Linked DNA regions of Homo sapiens: region 2 is linked to region 1. A link is a loop called in an ENCODE intact Hi-C map of the cell type or tissue named here. Cell type or tissue: PC-9. All regions are shown on one strand.

What was found. A loop is a pair of places that touch in the nucleus more often than their neighbours do. Peaks named below come from ENCODE experiments on the same cell type or tissue, not always from the same donor. Only the 100,000 strongest peaks of a DNase experiment are listed, where the experiment ranks them.
Region 2: a loop joins it to region 1, with 4 times the contacts of the local background. A loop is called at or near these places in 2 of 110 quality-filtered maps.

Annotation. Positions count from the first base shown.
Region 1 is chr5:159,825,423-159,827,922 of GRCh38, reverse strand. All of the region lies in intron 2 of LINC01847 (long intergenic non-protein coding RNA 1847), which reads left to right. Among named protein-coding and RNA genes, the nearest start is that of LINC01847, 45 kb to the left of the region's middle. In PC-9, no CTCF peak of the experiment used is centred here; DNase peaks (open chromatin) are centred at 1,322 and 2,112; H3K27ac peaks cover 2,500 bases.
Region 2 is chr5:159,986,040-159,988,539 of GRCh38, reverse strand. It overlaps a transcript of ADRA1B not described here. Among named protein-coding and RNA genes, the nearest start is that of TTC1, 22 kb to the left of the region's middle. In PC-9, CTCF peaks have their summits at 793 and 998 (motif pointing right); DNase peaks (open chromatin) are centred at 1,059 and 1,399; H3K4me3 peaks cover 1,057 bases; H3K27ac peaks cover 774 bases.

The sequences.
Region 1 (2,500 bases):
TGTGGTCAAAATCACTCATCAAAACCAAGTAGCCAGTTATTGGCAGAACTGGGGCTCAAACTCAAATCTTTTGAGCCCCCATTTTTTCCCCACTAAACACAGGGTAAAGAAGGCAGGTGTTATGAATTGAATTGTGTCTCCTCAAAAAGATATATTGATGTCCTACTCCCTCGTACCTCAGAATGTGACCTTATTTAGAAATAGGGCCTTTATAGAGGTAATCAAGTTAAAATGAGATCATTAGGGTGGGCTCTAATCCAAAATGGCTGGTTTCCTTATAAGAAGAAGGGCAGGTACGGTGGCTCACGCCTATAATCCCAGCACTTTGGGAGGTTGAAGCGGGCGGATCACTTGAGCTCAGGAGTTCGAGACCGGCCTGGGCAACATGGTGGAACTCTCACTATGAAAACCACAAAAAATTAACCAGATATGGTGGTGTGTGCCTGTGGTTCCAGCTACTCAGGAGGCTGAGGTGGGAGGATCGCTTGAGCCTGGGAGGTGGAGGTTGCAGTGAGCTGAGAGTGCACCACTGCATTCCAACCTGGGTGACACAGTGAGACCCTGTCTCAAACAAAACAAAACAAAAAACAAAAACAAACACTGTGGGGGGGAAATTTGGATACAGAGGTAGACATGCACAGAGGTAAAGCAGGGAGAATGCCAAGCAGAAACAGTGCAGAGCCTGGAGTGATCCTGTCTCACAACGCCTGGTGCTACCAGAAGCTGGAAGAGGCAAGGAAGGATCTTTTCCCTACAGGTTTCTGAGAAGCATGGCCCCACCAACACTTAGGTCTTGGACTTCCAGCCTCCAGAACTGTGAGACAACACATTGCTGTTGTTCTAAGTCACCAGTCTGTGGTACTTCATTATGGCAGCCCTAGGAAACTAATCCAGCAAATATGACTCTGTGCTCCTTTTAAGCCAGACCCAAGTCTGAAGTCTGAGCAGAGCAGTTCATAGTCTGCCTGCTGGGAAAGCTGCTGGCCTCCACCCTGGGGAGACAGTGCTTCTGTTCCACAGCTAGGAACAAGGAGAGTCTCCACCCTCACTTTAGACCTGGTCTCCCTGCTCTTCTCTCCTCTGCCTTGGAGGCCCATAAGCCTTTTAAAAACAAGCAGAACCCTTAATGTCCACTTTTCCTTGTGTGTGGGCAGGGCTGTTTCCTTGTGCTGGGCTGCTGGGCCATGGAATGTGACCTCTCTCTGTGGAAAGAGCCCAGAGCGAGCATTGCCAGCAGAGTTGGCAGGTACCGAGCTACCCAGGGTGCAGACACCTGTTGCTTGAATCTATTTGTGGAAACCTCCTGAGTGCTCACTGCCTACAGGAAGGGCTTGGGCTGCTCACCAGATGAGTCACTTCTGCATTGTCATAAGAAGACTTTACAGTTAAGTGCCCATCCCAGGTTCCCAGGGCCGCAGGAGCACACCAACTGATTTAGTGCCTGGACTGACTTTATAAGACAGACTGGGCATCCCCATTTTACTGATGAAGAAACTGAGGCCCAGGCGAATGAAGGGATTTACCCAGGGTAATAAAATTAGTTGACACAACTGAGACAAAGGAGCTGCATATGGGAAGAACTGGATGCTTACATGATAAAATCTAGGTGCAGGGGGCTGGGTACCTGAGGGGGCAGTAGGAGAGGCAACTCCCCAAGGGAAGCGCTGAGAAATGGGAGACTGGAGGGCCAAGAGGCCTCGGCTTTGGAATCAGAGCCAGGTTTGCATCCAGGTTCTGCCAAATACTAGCTGTGCAACTGGGTGAGTTGCTCTCCATGCCTCAGTTTATCTGATAAAGAAAATAGTTATGCCTCCTTTGTGGGTTGTTCTGACCATTAGATGAGAGGATACATGTATTTAAGTTGGTGTCTGGTATCTGTGAATCATTCCCTAACTCACTAGTATTATTATCGTGGTAGTGATTAGCAGCCTCTAATTACCCTGTGCCTTTGCCTGGAGCTGACCTGCGGCTGTGGCCTCTTCTGAGGTGGGAGGGGCCTGACAGGGGCAGGGAGTGGTTGGTCAGGGAAATGGGCCAGGAGAGGCCCTCCACAGCTGTTGGGAACTGGAGAGCCATCAGGAACCAAGCCCTCAGAGGTGATTTCTGTTGCTAACTTTAAGGGCCTGTGAACAAAACAAATAAAACCTGGTGGGAAGTTTTTCAAAATGTTCTCAGGTGCTGCCAAGCCTCAATATGTTTTCTGAGCCACACCAAGGCAGCCTCATCCCCCACTCCCTGTAGAGGCAAGGGACTGTGACCCTTTCAGGGTAACAATGCATATGAGCAATGTAGCAACTTGGGCAGTACTTGTTCTTTTTCCCCTAAGGAGGCCCGTGGCTCTCACTCATGCACTCTTCATGCTGAGCTGCACCCAGTGGCAAAGAAACAGGGCTAGGGTAAAATGAGGTCCAGGAGGTCAGCTCTGCTGAAGGTGAATATTAACTGTGGAGCCCCTCAGGTGTTGAATAAGAGGGCAAATTTCCAGACGCTTCACTCTTTT
Region 2 (2,500 bases), 160 kb before region 1:
GAGGGGAAGGGCCAGTGATACAGAGAATCTCAGCATTGTAAAGGACTGTGGTCTCTTACCACTTTTAGAGTCTGACACCTGCTGAGATGCATATTAGCTTCCTAAAGCTGCTGTAACAAAGCATTACAAAATAGTGGCATAAAGCAACAAACATATTGATTCTCTTGCAGTTCTGGAGGTCAGAAGTCTACAGTCAGTTTTACTGGGCTAAAGTCAAGGTGTCAGCAGTGGGATTCTTTCCCGAGGCTCCTGGGGAGAAGCTGTTTCCTTGACCTTTCAAGCTTTCAGAGTCTGCCCACATCCTTTGGCTCACGGCCTCCTTTCCCCATCTTCAAAGTCTCCCATCTTCAAAGTCAGCAGTGTGGCATCTTAAAATGTCCGTCCCTTTGTTCTCCTGCTTCTGTTGTCACATTGTCTTCTGTCTGTTTCCTTTTGTGTTCCTCTTATAAGACCCCTTGTGATATCAGGCCCACCAGGATAATCCAGGCTAATCCCCCCATCTCACGATCCTTAACTTGATTAGATCTGCAAAGTCCCCTTTGCCATAACGGGTAACATTCACAGGTTCCAGGGATTAGGATGTGAACATATTTTGGGCGGCCGGCCGAGGGGGGGCATTCTTCAGCCTACCACAAAGACTACAAAGTCCACGAGGAGAAGCGACACGTCTGCTTGATCACTACTTACCACCAATGGCTTGCACATTGCCTGGCACTTGGTCCATAGACCATATAAAATTAGTCAGACTCATGAAAAGTGTGCACCCCTTTTCCAGAAAAATATTACATTGTTTATAGCATTTTAGAGAGCTCCCAGATTCCCTGAAGCCAGCGCACGGACCCCAGGTTAAAGCATTCCTAACCTAGAATTCTAGAATATCTGACTGCATCTATGAAGGAATAAGGGAAGTGCCGCAGGGCCGCACCAGCTGAATTGCCAAGCAGCCTCGTTTCTTTGCACTCCTGTCGCTTAGGCGCGTTGGCCAGCGGGTGGCGCGCGGGTCCACCTCAACGCCGAGCTTGCCCCACGTCAAGCACCTGCTCAGGGGAAAGGGGCGTGGAGCGGGCTCGGTCACTGCAGTGTCTAAAGAGCTGCTTCCCAGTCTCTGCACGTAAGGAGGAAGGATGCCCCGCTCCAGGCGGCGAGGAAAGGCCCCAGGAGGCTTCGTCTTCTTTGCTGCGCTCTGCTGGAGACGCCGCGGCGCCGGCCCGCTGAGCCCGCAGGAGAGACCCGCGCACCTGGGCGCCCCCGCCGCAGGAGGATCGGAGCTCCTGGCAACGGCAGAAAACACAGAAACCCGAAGGCAAATATTTACGGGCCTGCAGAGGAAGAAACTGAAACCTCTACGCGTGATTTAAAAGGCATGATAACAACTGCTGTTTGGTTTCTGGAACCGGGCTCGTCCAGCTTCTTACAACACCGTCCTTTAGCCCGTAGGCCCGGCTCCCCCGCCGCTGGGGGCAGGGTGTGGACGTTAACCACCTGGGAAGTGACGGGTCGATGACAAGCTTACTTTCTCTGGAGCCATCCTGGGTTCTAGGGACCCTTAAGGCAGAGGGCAGGTAGAAGTTACACCTGGAAGCAGCACCATCAGAGATTGGGAAAGAGAGGAAGCTGCTTTTCCAACTCGGTGTTTAGCAAAGTGGACCCTGTTAAGACAGTAGGCGCCGTTGAGGGGGGAGTAAAACCTAGCCCTTACCCGGCAATGTAAGCTGGATCACCCATGCCCCTGGAATTACGATGGGGCTAACGTCTCCAAAAACCCATCGTAAAGTGGATAGATCGTAAATCGAGCCCTCCTGAGTCACTGACCATCTGTGCAATGCTTCTCAATATCTGGTCCATGGACCAACTGTATCATTTCTTTAAAACGCAGATTACTGGGTCTTATTTCTATCTGCTAAATCCGTTAGACGGGGCTGGAGGTGACTGTGAGTCGGTATTTTTAATCAGCTCACTGAGTGATTCTTCTCCTCTCTGAGTTTGAGAATCACAGCTCCAGCTCTTGGTACTAAAAGCTGTCGGTTCAAATAAAAGAGCCAGCCTCAGAGCACACACCTCTTTTCCAAGATGACTCTCTCTAGTCTCACAAGTCAGAGGGTGCAAATTAGGTCACGTGAGTGTGAATAATCAATATTTTCTGTCTAGGTTGGATATACTGGCTTACACCTGTAATCCCAGTGCTTTGGGAGGCCAAGGCAGGAGGATCACTTGAGGCCAGTAGTTTGAGATATGCCTAGGCAACATAGTGGGGCTCTGTCTCTACAAATTTTAAAGATTAGAAGATCATGGTGGCATGCACCTGTAGTCCCAGCTACTTGGGAGGCCGAGGTGAGAGGATCCCTTGAGCCAGGAGTTCGAGGCTGCAGTGAACTATGACTGTGTCACTGCATACCAGCCTGGGTGAGCATTGTCTCTTAAAAGAAAATCTGTCTATTAGTCCTCACCTGTGAAACTCAGGCCCTCTTAAAAAGGCTCCCTAGATATTTCTGGGGGCCCT